Linked DNA regions of Homo sapiens: region 1 is linked to region 2. A link is a loop called in an ENCODE intact Hi-C map of the cell type or tissue named here. Cell type or tissue: Caco-2. All regions are shown on one strand. Each heading gives the region's core, and the rest is flanking DNA. Links, peaks and the distances in the headings are about the cores only.

What was found. Peaks named below come from ENCODE experiments on the same cell type or tissue, not always from the same donor. Only the 100,000 strongest peaks of a DNase experiment are listed, where the experiment ranks them.
Region 1: it touches region 2 in a loop (2.6-fold over the local background); 2 of 110 quality-filtered maps call a loop at or near these places.

What each region holds. Positions count from the first base shown.
Region 1 is chr17:52,100,790-52,111,159 of GRCh38, forward strand. The region is part of intron 1 of CA10 (carbonic anhydrase 10); the gene reads right to left. Among named protein-coding and RNA genes, the nearest start is that of CA10, 53 kb to the right of the region's middle. In Caco-2, for the core only: a CTCF peak has its summit at 6,073 (motif pointing left); no DNase peak of the experiment used is centred there.
Region 2 is chr17:51,941,505-51,951,874 of GRCh38, forward strand. All of the region lies in intron 2 of CA10 (carbonic anhydrase 10), which reads right to left. Among named protein-coding and RNA genes, the nearest start is that of CA10, 210 kb to the right of the region's middle. In Caco-2, for the core only: no CTCF peak of the experiment used is centred there; a DNase peak (open chromatin) is centred at 5,847.

The sequences.
Region 1 (10,370 bases), core at 1,486-9,485, 160 kb after region 2:
ATCAGTATCACCCACCATCGATCTTGCCCTACTTTGATTTCTCACAGTTTTATTACATGCTTAGTAAGGTCTTTCTTGTACTGTATTATAGCTTTGGTAGGCTTTTTGGAGGAAATAATGATATCTTCATTGTCTATGATGCCTTCTAAATATTTTTCGCTACTCTGACTTACAGTCCAGATATTAGCTAATCCTTTGCCCAGATAAGGCTTACTCTTTTTTGGTTCTAAGTCAATGTAGTTGCAAAATTCAGACCTTCACATATTCCCCCAAGAATTCTAGTCTCGACAACCCTGAGAATAATGTAAGCTGATGCCACCATTCCCTGCTGGCAGGATTTTTTTGGGTACATGTTGATGGCCTCCAGTAATGAGATGCAAGTGAGAGCTAAGTCCCCTTCTCCCAACCCAGCCACTAGGTGAGATGCTGCAATGAAAACATGTATCTGACTAATTTCTGCAACACATACATCCTTTTATTCATGAGCATGTACACAATTTTTTTTCTCATATGAGATGGCGAAGCACCATCTCTGTTAAGACACTTTCAAAAGGACCCTTGTATGAAAAGATTACTTGAGGCAAATGTGACATCATGTCAGCAGCAGAATTCAGCCAGTATTCCAGTTAAAATCAGCCAAACAAATTCTCTGTTAAGTGGCAGGTCATAAGAATTATTAAATGGATCCCTAAGCGAGGGCCACCACTAGAAAGGAGCATACAGCTTTTGGACTTGCTAGATCCTCATACCTTATTTATTCAAGGGCAGCTGTTCCTGTGTGATGCTTTTGACCAATCCACATGTCTTGAAGACCATCCATTTCACCAATAAAAAATTATAATATTTCTTATGTTAACCAACAAAGTCTCTAGGTAGAGATTTAGGTAAGGAGAGTTGATCACTTGTCTTGGCTGCCATTGAACGGTTGACTACTAATAAGTTTCTCTTCAGTGCTACCCTCTGGGGTGTGTATTCTTCTCAAGGGCACTTCAAATGTTAGCTATTCCTAGGGTATAGATAAAATCAACTTAAACATATATAGCATAGGGTTTAAATAGAAATATTCAAAGGTAAATAATGAACACCTAAATTAATAAATTTCTCCCTCCCTTTTTTCTTTCCTTCCATTTTTTTTCTCTTTCTCTTCTGTTCACTTTTTCCTTGGTCTTCCATACTGAAGAGTGATTGAGTCATTGTAAAGGATATTTTGGAGTGCATATTGTTTCCACTAAAATTTAAAATCCACAGACATTGTTGCTCTCCAAAGTCCCTCCTTAGCCACCCTGACACCAGCAGCTCTGCTTTCCTGAATCCTGTCCCCTCCACTTGTGGAATTTCAAATTACTTTCCCATGTATTCTAACTCCCTATAACACTCTCTCAGCTTTTAACTTGCCAACCTAAACACCAAGATTCTCAGGAAAACAGAGACTCCTCCAGAGAATTCTGGCCGGCCTCCTTAGAAGGCTGTTTGTGGAACATCTTTGTTTACTCAAACATGTCCTTGAGGTCTCTACCTTTTCTCATCTCCTTAGTAAACAACTTTGCTGAGCGATTATTTCAAGCAAATGCAATGTTGTTAAAATAAACTAAAATGGAGACCAGGCATGAAAAATTCTAGAGAAGACAGAGATAGGCCTTGAAAGTGACCTTAAACTTGTTTGAATCGCAACCACAAGTGGAACTTAACTTGAGCTATTTCTTATAAATGCCAACATTAAGAAACATGGAACTTTAACTGAACCAATCAAAAGCTGCCATCTAACACAGAGTTATGTAACTAGAAGCTTTCCAGTAGGACAGACAAAACGAGGCAACTACATAACCCAAACCAATCAGATATCTTCCTTGCCTTGCTTCTGTGTTCACTATAAAAGCCTCCCTCTTGGGCTTCTTCAGTGGAACCCTGAACCACTTGCTGCCTGATTCATGAGTCACTGTTTGCCCGAATAAACTCTATACAATTTTATTGTGCCTCAGTTTATCTTTTAACAGTATTCTTCTCAAGAATGTAAATAAAATTTTCCTCAACCTCATTACTAAGAATGATGTTTCATTCTTAGTGTTTAAACCTTACAAAAGGTCCAAAATTCATGTCATCCCACATATATTCTTATGTACCCTTCACCCTCTACGGAAGTCACTTACTGTTGACATGCATATACATCCTCAAGGGCTTTCATGTATTAGATTTTTTTTTTCCTGCTATGTGCACGCACTTCTCACTTCTTTTTGTTGTCCTTGGGTTTACACTTTTAGAATTGTCTCAGCCTAAGGTAATCATGAGAATAACCTGGAGATTTTGAAACTACAAAGAACGTCACTAGATCTTTTGAATCAGAGTCTGAGGGTTATACCCAGCACCTGTGTTTTGTAAAACCATCTTCCCTGGTAATTTTTGTACACAGCCCTAAGTAAGACTTCTCCACTATTTAGCGCAGGAGGATAGCGTTATTGTTTTCTTTCTTTGGGAACCACCTGTGGTTAGATAATTAAGGCTTTTCAGTGACCACAAGCTCTGGCACTTGCTCCAGGATCAACTCCCTGCCAGTCACTCTCCCAGTCGTCCACAGCACAATCCACAGTGACTTCTAAGGCCAGAGAGGCAAGTTTGCACTTGTTCACACATCATTTTTATACCATTGCTTGTCACCTGAATCTCATTCTTGCTCCCCCACAGGGAGCTGGTCAATCTTGCTGAAGAGTGAGTCTGGGTAAGCTCCCTCCTAATCAGAGCAACTCAGTAGTCTGTGCCTGTGCCCGAGACTGCTGACCCTTAAATTAGGGAAACTCAACATTTGCTAGCTTCCCTACTGGATTAGGTGGCCATGACTGTTTGATGCTGCAGCTAGGATGAACTAGGGTGATTTTGGCATTGACGTTTGTCTTTAGTCACAAAGCTGGGAACTACTGTTGGTGATTCATATACACAAAATGAAGGGTGCAGTTCATCGCATTTCTTCTTCCAAGGCTCTCATTTGTTTCAAGTTCATAGCCCAAGTTTCTCCTTACCGCAAGAGGCAGTCCCCCCAGCACTTGGGTGGTTAGGTGGATGACATGACTTCACACTGGCATGGGCGCTGCCTCACACCTTAGATGTTTCCACATGGGCAGACTGATATAGTGAAGCAAGCTCGGGCTTTGGAGCCAGACTGATCTAGGTTCAAACCCCAGCTCTGCAGAACCTAAAGTTCTGTGGCCTTGGGCCAATGACCATACTTTACTGAGATTCCATTTGCGATCCATAAAATGAGGATAATTAAAAAATTAATAATACCTGCCTCACAAGTCTAATGGACTTAAGATAATATAAGGACATCTGTTAGGCAATCAGCACCTGCTCCTTCCTCCTTTGGCTCCCATACAAAGGAGGGTGGGGTCCCTCATCACACCTCCTGCCTTTTTTTTTTTTTTCTTCTCTGAGACAGTGTCTGGTTCTGGCTCTGTCACCTAGGCTGAAGTGCAGTGGCACAATCTCTGCTCACTGCAACCTTGGCCTCCCGGGTTCAAGCCAACCCTCCTACCTCAGCCTCCCGAGTAGCTAGCTGGGACTACAGGTATGCGTCACCATGCCCAGCTAATTCTTGCATTTATTTGTGGAGACTGGCTTTCGTCATGTTGCCCAGGCTGGTCTTGAATTCCTGAGCTCAAGCAACCCGCCTGCCTCAGCTTCCCAAAATGCTGGCATTATAGGTTTGAGCCACTGTGCCTGGCCCTCCTGCCTTGTTCTTAGCTGTCTTTCTCAAACGAGGGCACAAACAACAATAACTACTGGGAGAACTTTGTCAAAGCATCCATTCTCCCACCCCTAGATCCAACCCTCTTTGAAATCTCCAACCTTACCTCCTTCTCCTCCTCTCTTGGTGCCTTCCTGGAATGTTTCCCAGGTGCTGGACTCCACGGCACAACAAGTGAAGCACTGAGGGTACTGACTTAAAGAGGCATTCACCCTCTCCCAAGTCCTAAGCACTGACTCCTTGAATTGTGGGCCCTGGGTGCCTCTCGCTAGTCTTGGCCCTGCTAGGGCTTTCCGTCGATTCATCATTTGCTGCACGGATGACAACCATTTCTTTTCTCCCAGTAGGTTAGATAAAGCTTAGATTAATTAACAGTAGAGCTTAGGCAACTTTTCTTGCTGGAGTACTTACAAAAAAATAAGGGGTTCCTGAGAGCCACCCAGACTGATGAAAGATCAGCCTAGCTGCACTTTAGACTCACCTGAAGTCTAGACGCTCAGCTTCCAGGGATTCTGGTTCCATTAGGCTGGGGTAGGGCAACATGGGTAATTTTAAAAAGCTTCTCAGGTGATTTGTAAGATGATTAGGGTCCAATCACTGGCCCGGGCTCAGGGAATCTGTATTCAAGCTCCCAGATGATTCCTACATGCATTAAAGCTTCAAAACCCACTGGCTTCCTATTAAACTCTCCAGCTCTGAAATCAGACCCAGGTTCAAATCCTCATGTTTTTTTGTTTTTTTTTTTTGAAATGGAGTCTTGGCTCTGTCGCCCAGGCTGGAGTGCAGTGGCACAATCTCGGCTCAGTGCAAGCTCCGCCTCCCGGGTTCACACAATTGTCCTGCCTCAGCTTCCCGAATAGCTGGGACTACAGGCGCCTGCCACCACACCCGGCTAATTTTTTGTATTTTTTAGTAGAGAGGGGGTTTCACCGTGTTAGCCAGGATGGTCTCAATCTCCTGACCTCGTGATCTGCCCGCCCTGGCCTCCCAAAGTGCGTGAGCCACCACACCTGGCCTCAAATCCTTATTCTTGCACTCACTACCATATTACTTTGAGCAAGGTTCTTACCCGCTTCTTCACCTACAAAATGACAATAATAACAGTACCTTCCACAGAAGTGTTCATGGGGATTAAGTAAGATGGAAATAAGTTAGCATACTGTATGACATACAGCAAGTCCCACTAAGTGATACCTTATTAACATGCTAAAGCATTTATTGAGCCCTTCCTTATTGTGGATTAGCATTTTATGTGTGTGTGTATATGAGACATAGTGACTCATCTCCAGGCCTGTGACTTTGGGCTACTTAACACCTTTGTGCATCAGGAGATTATAAACAGCATAAAAGAAGTAAGTCATGAGGATTCAATGAAATATTGCATGAAAAGTGTTTAGTAGAGCCCTAGTACATAGTAAATGCTCAGTAAATGCCAGCTGTTATAATTGCACATAATAGTCAATTTTCAATAAAAGTTGATAATTCTGGAGTATTCTTAATACATTTCCTGTCCAAGAAAATACCCAGCTTGGCTCCTAAGTAAAGCCAAAGATCTTTCTTGTGCTTATTTCTTAGATTTTGCTATAGGGGCTGGCCCGCATCACGGGTTTAAGGAAAGTTTTCTAAATGCACAAACGAATGGATTACTAGGGAATTTCCACTTGCCTTCACCCTCCACACTGATTTTGCCTGTGACTCAAGATCGTGAAAGTCTTCCTGACCACGGGGCCATTCATTCCGTTTCCAAATGCTGCAACCCGCCCATGGCTCTAATCAAGAGCAGAACTGATTTATGCTGGAAGTGGAGTGAGCCAGGGAGGTGGAATCCTCCACCGCTGATTTGTTTATTGCTGAGTCCTTGAAAATTGAATAGGGAGGAAAAGGGAGGTGTGAGAAATGAGTTAAGAGCTACTCCCCATCACATTTGATAAGAGGTTCTTTCACTCTGGAAGAGTATAGCTTTTCGTTGTTGTTAATATGAAAATGCTATAAGTGCTACAAAAACACATGTCAAGTTCCATGCCTGTCTTCCACCTGATGGCCACCAAGAGCCCTGACAATGATGGAATAGCAAGCTGCCTGGATTTCTAGGGCTTAATTAAGGAACTGTAACAGGCTATGCTACAACTCTGTAATACTCCTTGGTAAATGACTACAGTAGATAAAGAAAAATTGGTTTCCTCCATTTAGCAGATATTGATTACAGGGTTTGTTTTAAAACATTTAGACTAACTTGGTTCTTTGTTTTATTTATTCACTTCCATGCATTAATTGAAAGCCCACGGCTCAGATTGTATTAACTTGATCGCCCTCTACTGGCCACATGCTGGAGTACATGCCTGTTTTTGACCTATCCTACAAAAACTACAGCTATTTTTAGAAAGTATTGGCCTTTTCAAGTCAAACATACTTTTTCAAGGTCAATTATGAGTACGGTGGGGAGACTCCTGTATATAAAACCCCAAATTGTCTACTCTGTTTTTGAATATTCTGCTTCCTGAAAGATCTTTCGATTCCATATATTTGATAATTTAAGAAGAACCATGACCAGGAGCCAGAAGATCTGAGTTCACATGGGCCTACCCTCTCATCTATGAAAGGAGAAGGTTGAGGTAGGACAGGCACAAGGCCCCTTTTTAATCTCTCAAGCTGGGGCGGTAGGGACTGCACCCCATGTTAGAAGCCAGGTGCCCTGCGATCGAGTCCTAATTTGAGATTTAGTTCTGATTCCCTTTTACTCTTGCTATAAAGTGAATAAGGAGGGTATGAAATCTCCAGGGTTCCTTTGAATTCCAATATGTTAGGACTCAATTCATACTAACCTCGAGCACATATAAGTGACAGGGAGGAATTTTCGGAAAGATAATTCCTCTTAAAACCCCTTTAAAAGGTTATTTTTTCTTTTTTCCTATGACAATTTTCTAGAAAACATAGGATTTATTCCTCACAAAGCTCCCCATACTTGTAGCTGAAACTATTGTCTCCACATGAACAGTTTGAATAAACTGTAACATTTTTATTATCTAGAACATAGGAGAGAAAAAAATCCAACACCAGATTCTAGATGGAGATTTATTGCAGATTCTTATAATTTGGGGGGGAAAATAAAATGATGAGGCCCTTCAAGTCCAAGGGAGAAAAGCTGGCTCTGAGTCCCTAAGCAGAAACATTTTTTAAAAGCTGCTCTACTTCCCTCCACAAAGCAGATCTGCAATGTGATCGGCAACCTTTTGCTTCCATCATTTTGGTGGATTACCCAGTCCCTAGACACAGTTCAAAGAAGACATTTGCTCAGGTAGGGTGAGCACAGTGTAATCCTCCATCCTTGCAACAAACATTAAGAGCATTTAAGAAAGTCAGAGCAAGGCAATGCTGGAAGAACTTCTTTTCTACTATGAGAAAAAGCAGAAAATGCCACATACAACAATGTAAAATTGATTGACTTAGCAATAATCTGGCCTAGGGAAAATTTACCAAGTTTCAAGAAAGGAATTTGTTTTTAAAAATAAAACGTCCTTGCATTTAATTAGCCACGCACTTATTCTATTATAAGAATAAGCCAGGCACTATTCTATCAGGCACTTTGAAATGAATAATTGTATTTGCTTTTTAAAAATCAATATTAGGTGTATATATATATTTTTAATATATTTTTATATATATATTTTTTATATATATATATATATATATATATATATATAATATGTATATGATGGAATACTACCCAGCCATAAAAGGAATGAATTAACAGCACTTGCAATAACCTGGATGAGACTGGAGACTATTACTCTAAGTGAAGTAACTCAGGAATCAAAAACCAAACATTGTATGTCCTCACTGATATGTGGGAAATAAGCTGTGAGGATGCAAAGACATAAGAATGATGCCATGGGCCAGGCGCAGTGGCTCACGCCTGTAATCCCAGCACTTCGGAAGGCCAAGGCAGGCGAATCACGAGGTCAGGAGTTCGAGACCAGCCTGACCAACATGCTGAAACCCCGTCTCTACTAAAAATACAAAAAAAATTAGCTGGGCGTGGTGGTGTGTGCCTGTAATCCCAGTTACTTAGGATGCTGAGGCAGGAGAATCGCTTGAACCTGGGAGGTGGAGGTTGCAGTGAGCAAAGATTGAGCCATTGCACTCCAGCCTGGGTGACAGGGGGAGACTCCGTCTCAAAAAAAAAAAAAAAAAAAAAAAAAAAAAGAATGATGCAATGAGATTTGAGGACTTCGGGGGAAGAGTGGGAGGGCGCAAGGGATAAAAGATAACAAATATGGTGCAGTGTATACTGCTCAGTGATGGGTTCACCAAAATCTCACAAATCACCACTAAAGAACTTACCCATGTAATCAAACACCAACTGTACCCCAACAAGTTATGGAGAAATAAAATAAAATACTGAAGTACAAACTTTTTTTAAAAAAAAGTGAAAAACACAGGATCTGTATATTAAATTACAAATTGCTGATGAAAGAAATCAAAGAGACCTCAATAAATGGAGACATCCCTACTAGGTTCATGGATTGGAGGACTCAACATAATAAAGCCATCAATTCTCCCCAAATTAATCTGTAAGTTTATTACAACAGCAACAAAACCAATACTAGGAAGGGAGTCATAGGGGCATTACACTCATGTTGTAGATGATAATTAAGAAGATTATGTATCTTCCCTACAAAGACCAAATCCCACAGATAATAGTACTATTTTCTGATATTTAAAATTTTGCTCTAAGAGATTTTCGGAGAAAACATTCAAGTCCTTCTAAGGATGCTAGGGCTGTATGGATGCATACATGTGTATCTTCTTTTCCGAAGGGACAAAAAACAAAATAAACCACATATTTCCAGGGGAAAACCAAAGCAATAGAGTAGAGAGAAGAAATGTTTGAGTTTGATTCTGCACTAACTTTTCCAAAGCAAGAGTTCTATTCAGTGTGAGTACCTTCCAGAACAAGGCACTGTGTGGGAAACATCGTAGAAGGCTGTAATCTTTCCCCAGATCATTTCCTGGTTGGGGAATAAACTATTGCAGATTAATGCAGATTACATTGTGTTCTCTCTGAGGACTGTAGACAAAATAGTGGCTATTAGTTTCTAGGGACTGGAAATTAATAGAGAGGGAGTTTAATGCAAGTCACATTCAATCCCATGAGCAAGTCTTTAAAATCTATCAGGTCTAGTTCAAAAATAGGTCTCACATTCCATTATTCTCTCCATCTCCACTATTACTATCTTAGATCAGTGGTCCAAAAGATAGGAACAGGAGCATTGACAGTGTGTTTCATGACTTTCAGGCAGTCAATTTCAGAGAAGGCAATAGCAAAGAAGAATCATGTTCCTTTCTGACTTAAAGAATTTGAGACCCTGTTCCTATTATCTCTGGAATCTAGAGGCATCACATCCCATGCATCCTCTGGCATCATGATCACAGAAGTTTTATCTGCAACAGGTGTATGAGGAGCTTATATAACTGTGCATGCTCATACCCTCCTAATCTCATCCGCATGACTATTCTGCAAACACAAAGCATAAAATACCCCAGACTAGACACCGGCATGAGTCCAGCTGAAAAAATTGACAGATCAGCATGGTCTCTGTATAAGCATGTGATAAAATCTCTACAGTCATGTTTTCCAACTGAATGCTAGCTCTCCCTCCCCTGGATCCCCATAACCTTTCTTCCATTCTCTGATAATAGCTTTTCATTTGCTTTCTCTGCCTGTTAAACTGTAAGTTCCTGTGGGTAGGGAGCAGGTATGATCACGTGCCTTACTTAACTCAGACAGCAGGATAAAATGAGTCCTCTGGAGTCTCACAGACCTATCCTGGAAGGCCAACTTTACTAACTGTAGGGCTTTGGGCCCTTAACCTCTCTGAGCCTCAATTCCAATAGGAAAACAGTTATTGTAAGTATCCAATGACATTTATGCAAATGGCTTAGCCAATGCTTGCCCCTAGCAATTGATGTGATAAATAATACCACTGTATCCTAGGTTGGGCTCTCTAGAGTTAATATTTGAGATGGAGATTTGGGTGTCTGCGATTTACCTGAAGGAGAGGTCTCAGAAAGAAAGGAGTTAGGGAAGTAAGACAGAGTCGGGGGAGGAGCTAAGCTGAACTCTAGCTTCAGCCTGATCCCACAGGGAGGTCTGAAGCATAAATTGCACCAAAAGGTTGGTTCCCTCTTGGGATGGGTCCAGCCATTTCTATCCTCCCCCCATTCAAACCCTCCATATCCATTGGTTACTGGCTATAGGCTGCCTTCCTTTGTGGGCACAGAAGGACGTATCCTCCATGGCCAAGCAGCTCCCATGGCCAAGGACAGTTCCACGAAGAATAGGGCAGTTGTGAGCTGACAGTAACCTATACTCACAGCAACCATGTAAGGGAGATCTGGGAAAGGCACCAGAAACACCCACTACACTATTATTATATTTGTATCATTCTATGTCCAAATATGAGCTTTTGACATGACAGGGACTCAATAAATAGTTGAACTAAATTGAAGAATCTAAATTGCATAGACTGTGCAAAGCCAGCATGAATAGCTTTTGTCTCATCCGCATATTCAAAATCTTTGGAGACAGCTGTCACATTCCTCCCCTTCACTGGCCCTCAGAATTGCCAAGACT
Region 2 (10,370 bases), core at 1,620-9,619:
TAAAACCACAAAGAGAGGAATGTCTCAATGCATGTCAATAAACCAGCCCATTAATTATTTCTACCTACTCAACTCTGAAGAAAACGACCAGGCTGATGCCTCTGGATAATCACATGACCTACTTGATGTTTATACAAAAGCTGAATCTTCTTGGCTTTCAGAAGCAAATACCAGTAATGTTGAAACCAGCAGGGACACAAGAATTAAATGCCAGAAAAAAATAATATGACCACTGAAAATAGGTGATCTTCTTCAGCCTTTGTAAATTCTGAAAGTTCACCAAAACAGTATCAGGTGATGATTTCCCACAAATTCAAACATCTGGTGAAGCACTTCTAAAATCCTGCAAAACATCTGGATATCATGGAATACATATGTATGTATGTATATGTTTAGTATGTAAACATCTCACTGTCCCTCTATCCCTTTAACACTCACTCTCTCTGTACGTACATGCAAAATTATACCCTTACACACATGGCAAAAGTAGGTGAATAATGAAGGGTACAGTAGAATTGCAAACCCTACCACATATTAATAACTGTATATGGAGATCAGTTGAACTTAGCCTTACAGCCCATTGCAGCAGTGGATACCTCAGTTTTTGCAATTTCTCATTGTCTTCACATTTGTGTAATTCTATAGAAACCTCCAGCTGTTCCAGTCTGTCTTGAGGTTTATGTGTATGTAGGGTATTTTCTTTATTATTTACACAAATAACAGGGCTTAGTTATCTTCATGAGACATCAGGAGAAATAATCTTCATGCTGCCACTGAGTCTTGGAACCCAAACACAACACAACTGGTCACCAAAGATGGAACGAAACCACATATATAATCCGTTGGTGTTTTAATGATTTTGCACTAGGATTCATTGTCCAATAAATGTGCAATGTATTTTTTATCGAGGTGCTAGATTTTGCTTCTATGATATAGTGTCTTGACCAACACATTTCACTTGTCCTCTTAACTTTCCTGTTAGACTTTTGTATAATTACACTTCCTATTAGCCAGGAAGGAAATCTTGCAGGCATTATATATATATATATATCTGTCATCTCCCAAATCTTACCATGATCAAATCTGGGTGATAGCTTTGAATGCTTTGAATATTGAACCTAGCTACTAGTAGCCTAATGCAGGTTCCCACTGCCAGGTGCCTTAGTTTTTACTACAGTATCTTACTAAAGTTCCCTTTTACAAATGACATGAGAGCTTGGCAGACAAGGAAGAACCAGGACTAAAAATTGGGCTAGGTCCATGGTCCACAACAGAATTTAGTGCACAGCAATGTAAGGATGATGTTACTCTAGACCTGTGTTCCCTTGCAGCCCTGGAGTTCTGATTTGATGCTACCACCATGTTGCCAGTTTCCATTCCAATACTTGACACAATGTAGATACTCAACAACTACTTATTGAGTGGGTGGATGGATGCATGGATGGATGCATGAGAGAGGGCAGGACCAAGTGTCTGCTTTGCATACCATTTTCTCTCCCGTCCTTGTCATACTATGATCTTACAATATAATTTGTAGAATGAGTGGAGAATTATTCTACTTCATTTCAATACCCCCAATAACACAATATGCTCATGCTTACTTTTGTGCTTTTGCTTTAATTATTCTTTCCACTTTCTACACCCCATAGTCAAATTCTATACCTCTTAGCACCCCTAATTTAAATACTAATCCCTCCATTAAGTCATCCTTTACTATTGAAATCATCACTCTGGATTTCTAGAGAAGCTGGTTAGGTGCTAGAGGATTCCTACTTAATTATGCATGGCTATATTGTTCATTGTCTTAAAAATGCATTTCCTAAATAGATGCAAGTTCTTCAAGATCAGGAACTCTGATATGGCACAAGACCTAATTACAGGGCCTGGGCCTATAAAAGGTGACTGACCAAAAGTAAATATCTCTAAAGGGTTTTTAAAGAAAATCTCTTGTATTCAAAATGACTCTAGCAGGAAAATAGATTTAGTGAATTTCTGGCACTCCTCAACACCTTGTACCCAAATGTATGCCCAGCCTTTCGGGGCTCCTGGCAGTTCCACCAACAAGCCTTTGCCTGCAGTGGCTGCACTGCCTGGAGCATCCTTCCTTACTTTCCTATGCATGGAGTGCTTGTTGCAAGCATGATCTGGGACTCAAACCAGAGACTCTGATTAAATAAGTCTATGGCGGGATCCAGAGATTTGCATTATTTAACAAGCAGCCCAGCTACTTCCCATGCAATTGTCCATAGGTCATGATAATAGGAGAAACCAGCTGATGAAATTAACATTTATTGGAAGAAAGCAGGTTTTTCTCAGCTTTACAAGGTCAGCAACATGACCTTAACAATGACAGGCCTAAAGGGAAAAACACATCGACTAAAGGGTCAATAAGAAAGTATGGAACAGAGAAACAAACATTCAAATGTTGCCTCCTGCCCTGCCCCTTGAGAGAGTTACAGAACAGTATCTCCTGGTGGGGTTAGTAAAATTTCACTGGGACCCACCATTGCTCTCAATTTTCTCCACCTTTTGTTCTAATTCTTCGTCCACCAAACAACCTTTGGATAGAGGTTACCAAGTGTTCTAATCCCAAGAAAGAAAAAGAATGTCTTAGATGGCAGACATGAATAGTTCTGTTATAGAAAGGGGATTTCCCAATTCCCACATTTTAAAATGAACGGTCATAATGGCTTATTCACCATCCTGTGCTATTTTAATGATCACCAGTCAGGCCTAAGGTCCAAATCAGTGAATATACCAGGACTATCCTGTTTCTGGAATTAAGAATATGTTTATCAGACATGGGGCCATGAAGTTTTAACCGGTATGTGGCCTCCAACAGGCACTGCCAGCAACCAGACCCTGCCCCTCAATGGCCTACCTCTGCAGGCTACCCTCACCTTATGGGAAGAGAGTCTGCAACTTATCATCACGTAAGAAACAATAAGCTGCATTTAAAAACCAAAAATGATTTGTGCACAAAGACATTAACAAGAACATAATTTATCATAATGAAACACTGAAAACAATCTAAATGTGCAACAATAATAGGGGAACGGTTTAGTAAATTAGGTATACTCACATAAAGAATATTGGTGCCATCATTAACATAAATTTTAACAATACAGCAAATTTTTATATATAGTCTCAAATATATAAAACAATGTGCACTGGAGGGACAAAAAAATAACCAAAATGTGGATAGATGTTATCTCTGGATAGTGAAATTACAGGTGAATATTAACATACATGTATATTCCAAGCTATTTACAATGAGGAGGTAGTACTTTCAGAGTTAAAACATTTGAAAAATAAGACTGCTTATTTGGGCCAGATTTTAACACTACAGAGAATTATATTCTGTTAAACTGATTAATTTTCTTATCACATCTCTTTTCATTAGCAAGGAAATGATAAAGAGACTCTACTTCTCTGCACCCACTTTCCGAATTTCTGGGTCAACTGGGATGATCCGGGTAGACCCAGGAATAACATGCAGGTGGTACACCCTCCCCTTGTAGGAAAGGAGAGAAAGGGCAGTCACACTTAGCAGTTGTCAGAAAGAAGACCTGGGAGACTTCTCTATATCAAGCAAGAATTCCTCCTTTTCATCCCTGCCCTTGGACAAGAGAAGCTAATAGGGATTTAGTTAATTGGCTGGTTTTCATCCTAATTGGCTGATGAATCCATTCCAATCTCAAGAAAAATTGCAGAGGAAGAAACAAATGAGGGCTCAGCTGCCAATTGATGTTTTAGAGACGGCATTTTATGTGTCATGAGGTCTGAGGTCCTGGAGCTCAGAGTATTAGCTTTCCGGGAGACTGGGGCTCCATCAAGGGTGGGGTAAATATCCTTGCTGGGAGACCACAGGCTTTCCTGTCTCATTGAAGAAAAACCGAAAACGATGGCACACATTCGATTTTGTCATCTAATGCTAAATTCAGATTAAATCAACACGGACTCGTTCTGGGGTAGGGACAGAAAACTCCAGGGGGCTGAGGCTCTTGCATTATGTGGGCCTTCTGAAGGTGCCAGGTAAGCCGATGTCAGCTGAGTTTGCTCCTACTTTTCCCACATCAGTCAGTTCTACCACTTAACAGGGGGATTAGTAATCTCATTTCTTGGGACTGTCATCAAAGTATCAGAATAAAACCACTTAGTAGAGCTAGCCTTCTGCAAAATGTTGAGGTGGGCTAAATTGGTCTTCCACACCTTGTCACCTGCCTTTTAAGCCTCCTTCCCCTCGACTCCCTTATCAGGTAGGCTATTTCCATTTCTCACTCCCTTTCAGTCTAGCTCTCCTGCTCCCCATGCAAGATTACACCTCTCACAGTCACACAGTCTGAACTGCTCATTGGTACTTACGATCAGATATAAACAAAAACACACTTAGGAAAGGTGGGAATGATGATAGAAATTTGTGCTAGCTAAGAAATTCAGGCCAGATGAGGGCTATGACCAAACCATCCTAAAAAGATCACAGGAAATCTTGTCATTTGGGACAACATGGATGAACCTGGGGGGCGGCTTATTAACTAAGCCAGGCCCCGAAAACAAATACTGCATTATCTCACTTACACGTGGATTCTAAAATAGTTGAACTCACAGAAGCAGAGAACAGAATGGTAGTTACCAGGGCTGGGACAAGAGGAGCAATTGGGGAGATGTTAGTCAAAGGATATAAAATTTCAGTTAAGTGGAATAAGTTCCAGAAATCTATTTTATTAACATGGTAATTACAGTTAAAAACAATGCATTGTCTACTTGGAAAGTGCTAAGAACAGATTTTAAGTGTTTTCACCACAAAAAAATAAGTGTGTGAGGTAAGACGTATGTTAATTAACTTGATTTAGTTTAACTACTTCAATCTACTGATCAGATGCTTGTAGTATCTCTGGGGATTAAGAACACTCAATGGCTCCTCATTGCCACTGGTGCACTGAACCTCCTTTAGTCTGGCTTTGACTGCCCTTTGCTGTCTGGCAGCAATCCATCCCGTGGGACCTGTTTTCTGTGGCTCCTCATCTTGGCCTCTGGCTGGATGAGAGTCTGACATTTCCAGTGTGTCCTGGTGCTTTCCTTTCTCCATCACACCATGTCCCTCACCTGGCATGCCTACTCATTCAAATCTTACTCATTTTCCAAGGCTGGACTCAAGTATTGCTTCCTTTGAGGATTTTCCTCAATGCTCCTTACATTAAGTGATACTTTCTTCTTCCTCTAAAATTCTGTTTTATCCAATGTCTCTGCCATTTGTAACATGTCTTATAACAATAGCAGAAAGCATGTTTTTGCGTCTTAATAATCCTTGTAGCTTATAGTATGATAATGAAATATACGTTGTTTGATGAATGAATGAGGAGTGAATTTTTAAGGTATCCTGGGCATAAATTCTGAGTGAATGCTACCACACCACACAGCTGGACCTTTCTCTTATTCTTGTTTACTTGCTCTGGCTCTCATATATTCGCACATTTCTGTCAGCACAATTAGGGTATCTAAATTGAAAAATAAAATATTGATAAGCAGAGAGAAAAACAGTAAAAACAAAAATATGATGAATGCTTCCATTGTCTCAGAAATGACAGACCTTTTTCTACTTGGCCTTTATAATGTAATTATTTAAGTATTTCTGTATGTAGAATCCACCTTGCTCTTTAGAGGCCCTCAGGCACTTTTTACAATGCAACATCTTGATTTTGGAATGCATCTTCATGTGCAAAAAAAAAAAAAAAAAAAAAAAGCCAAAAACCTTGTCTAGACTTTGAGTCACCTTTATTTGTGTACTGTAAAAGACCGGTAGGAGCAGCCCAAATGGCTACAGTGAATGGGAGAGCCTCATAAAATCCGACAAAGGTTCACATACCTGAGGTTTGTAAACACAGCATATGTTCTTGTCAGTGTAGATGTGACCTTGCCGGTCTCTTTGCAGACTATATTAGTGCTGTGCAAATATTTCTACTCAATTGTAAAGGCACATTATACTCAGGGAAATTATTCTCCCAGCAAACAGACAGATGTTTAGCTTCACTTTAATATGACACTATAATCTGAATTCTTAATGTGAGACAGAGGTCCTGTTGGAGCTAGGGTGAAACTACACATGCAAAGTTTTAACAATGCAGCACTTTGTAGCATAGATTAAGTCACTACCTCTTTCTGACTAAAACTTTCTGCTCTTTCTTTCAAGCCCCTCTTGTAGCACCATGTGCAGGGGCCATGGTGCACTTAGCACACCTTGACAATCCTGAGATGATGCAGGAGGTGGCTGTGAGGATATTTATCAGTCTCTCTGAGCACTATCAAACACTTCTGCTTGCAAAGCCCTATAGAATAACATGGAGCAACATATGTCCAGTTGTGAGGTTCCCCTCTTAGGAGAATATGAAACATGCCTATCCTAGAGATATCAGCAAGGCTCAAAAAATTCAAGGAAAAAGAAAAAGTAGCTGGGGATAGACCAAACCCACATATCTAGATTCATTCTTGGGGGCTTTGGCATTCAACAAACAGATCCATCTTCAACTTGCTAGTTGTTGTCAAGGTTAATTATCCTTTAGGACTTCAAGTAAAGGAGGCCAAGGAAACTGAGCTCAACTCAAGTTTAGACACAGTGAAATTTCTTTTACTGCTGGGACTCAGCAACAAGACTGCCACCCCTGTGAGGTTCTCTCCATTTTCAATCCACTTTTCTACACTCCGCCTGTATTGCTGGGGCAGGGGCTCAATAAGCCATATTTCTGCTTTGTCAGCTCATTCCTGCAGGCTCTGCCCATAGGAAATCTAGAGAGACACTGGAAGGCTGGAGCTCTTCCTGTTTGCCTCCTGTTCCGGTTGGCATTATTCCAGCGATGGGTCATTGCCCTGGCACTTGGTTCCACTCTTCAGATTTACCCTCCCATATTCCTAGAACAAGACTCATCATAACCCCTTGGACACACCAACACCAACCAGCTGCAACGCTCCCCAGAGGACTGGGTTCCAGTTCTGCAAGGGCCTCCTCCAAGCTCCAGAGTCCTCAACAGCAGGTGGAGAAAGCCCTGCTATGAGTCTCCAGTTCTGTGCTCTCCGATGCTCAGCTTCTAAATTCTTTTCCCAGTCCCTTCTCCTTATTCTGCCGTCCCTGAAGTGGTAGTTGGTTCCTTTTATTATGACTTTTTTGTGGTGCACCAGGGTCTTTTATGTGTGTGCCTTTCCAGCCCTCTAATATCCAATTAAACAATTATTTTATATGAAATTATCACAGTTGAGATAATTGCATGGTTTCTATTTTCTTCACTGGGCCCTAATTGACATAACTTATTACTTGTAACAGAGTTACACAGATGTTTGCTAAATTGCTGATATTATATATTTTTGAAGGTATATTTACATGCTAAAAATGTATGATTAATCTGCATCTATTAAAAAGAACATGATAGATCACTATTACTGTCCAGAAAGATGTCCATAATATATTGAGTGATAACAGCAGTGATTTTTTATTAGTAAGCATTTGTTTCATATATAAGAAAAATAAATAAAATTATGAAGAAGTTAAAAATAACGGATACTATGATCTCTATGAGAATACTTTGTTATTCCTATTTAAATAACTTTGAGAATATCTTTAGCATAAGTAATTGGGGCAGCAGGATTTTTCTTCTGCCCAATATTTAGTTGGGATTGCAATAACTATCAAACAATTAAGATGCAATTTATGTCTTTGTCACAATTTGAAACCCAAAACATTTATATAATATGTGTAATTCAAAGGCACACATGCTACTGCATCTAAAATTTAACTTTTTAACTAAATATAACTAAAACCAACTCACAGAAAAGTCTACAGCTGGGAAGAAGAATTAGTAAAAACTTTAATTGTGGTCTCATTTACACTTCTATTTTCAAACTCATTCATGAATTAATTTTAACTCTGTGCCTCTGCCTTCAATCAAGCCATAAGTACCTGTCAGAAAATGACAGTGTTTGAATATCTGCACATATGTTGGAAATTTCTACACTTTGATTCCTTTGTCAAAATTTCCACTTAGAGCTGTGTGGGTGAGGCTCTAAGGCACAGGCAAGGAGGTTAGTCTCTCACTGTGGCCAAGATTCCACGCCAAAGAATGTTCATTTAGCGTGTAAGCCAACGCAGAACTCCTTATTAAGACAGTTGGCCCTCAGAGTCTTATAAAGCAGGAGGGGAGTATGATGTATGGAAGCAAATGTTGAGCAGGAACTACAGAAGGTTAGCCTTAAGGGTGATGTTCCATAGAGGAACCTTGGGCTAATCTTAATCTGTGAAGATGGACATTGGACTATAGAGCTTTGTGGCCCCTGTGCAGCCTGCCATTATACAAGATCACTTAACTACAATGTCTTAAAGCAACTCAGTCTAAGGCAGTAGTTGCAAAAATTTTGGATAGTATATCCCTGTTGGGGAAAAAAATTTGCGTGCAATGCCACCATGTGAATATTTATTCATAAATTACATATGGATGCTGTTATACTAATTATTAGTACAATTAGGAACAATTAGTATTGGGTACCCTCCAAGACACTGAATATCAGCCAGCACCCTCTCATTCAGTTGTAGTCACACTGACCTTCTTACTGATCATTAGCCTTGCTAAACATGCCCTGTCTCACCATCCCTGCACTGGATGCCTCTCTGTCCACTAGCCACTTGGTTCATATTCTCACCTACTTCAGGGCTGCTCAAAGGTCAATCTCAGAAGGGCTTCTCTGACTTCCTGTGTTACCTCTGACCCTCTGTCTCCTCTTTACTCTAGAACACTTGTGCTGGGTTCCTCTGTTTACCTTGCAGACACTGCTTTCCCCTTCTCTGTCCTTTTCTGTGCCCTGGGAGGCTGATTTGCATGGATTACATTCAACTGGGCTCCCCTGAATTATGGCTTCTCTTTGGGTTTGGCCAATAGGAGGCACTCGCAGGGAACTGGAGGGTGAGAAGAGAGATGCCTGGACGTTTATTCCATCAGCAACCACCCTTGCAGGGCTATGGATGGGAAATGGCTGTTTTCCTCTCCCAAGGTCACACCTCCTATTGGGTGTCCTTCTCCTACCACCAATCACTGCTTCCTCTTCATTTGGGCCACCGCTTCTTGCCCTGGAGGAGATAGTTCCCTATTATTAGAAGGCCCTAGACGACTTCACCATTCCTTGTTAGTTTCTCTTAAACTCTGCCTAGCTTTCTATAAATAGCTTTTCGTGCACTCTCCTCAGACATTTACTTTGAGCATGCCATCTGTTTCTTCCCAAGACCCTGAATGATACAGCACTTATCACCAATAAATATAGCATATATTTATATTGATAGTCTGATTCCTCCCATTTGAATGGAAAATAGCCGAGCGCAGAGATTTTTCACCTGTTGTTGTTTTCTGCTATGTGCTTAGCTCCTAGGATAGTGCACAGCATTTAGTAGGCACCCAGGTACCTGCCAAATACATAGATGAATAATATTTTCCTCCTAGGTCCCAATGGATTGTCTTGCACATTCCATTTTGGAAATCACCAACTTAAGGAACAAATATATATTATTCTTCACCAGGTTTTACTAAGTGTTGGACTAACCTAGCTTAATTCCTACATAATACATATCCCTGATTATTTTCAAAGCACATGAAATGTAATGTAGCAGGAAACTCTCCTGAAAGTTCTCAGGTTCCTCCTCCAAGATTCTCATAATGAAAGCTCCAACAGATATTGAGCCAATCATGAGAAGGACCTTATTAGTTCACCTTTTCAAGTTGTCTTTAACAGATTTTCTTTCTCCCTCCTGATTTCCGTTTTAAGAACATTTCTTCTTTTCTTTCAATAAGGACCATAAAAACTGCCCAAGGAAGCAAAGCCTTGGCTCACTCACTTTGTCCCTACTTGCAACAGGAGAAAAATCATCAAAATCCTGTTCCCCGGCTCAGTTACTTAATTTGCATATGATGCTCCATTACTTAATTATCTTATAACTCTTAGGGCTTAGTTGCCCAAATCAGACTTAACAATCATCTTTGGTAACAACATCCCTTACAGCAAAGAGCTAACTCAAAAGAAAATGATTTTTTAAAAAAATGACAAACACATACAAATACCTTTTTGTCCTCCATGCAAAAATTTGGGTGATGGATTCTTTATGAATTGCTCTATGCCTATTAAACATGCCCATTACTTTACTATTGGAAAAACCAGATTATTTTTCACATGCCTGAGTTTCCTTTCTTTGTACTAATCAATAACTGCAGATGTACTCTAAGAGTTGCTACCATACTGAACAAAATCTGATCTTCAAGACAACCTCGTGGAACCTGCTGAGGTTGCCTTGGGAGGGAGAACCTAAGTGGTGAGAAACTGCTGAATCCTGTATCCAGGAG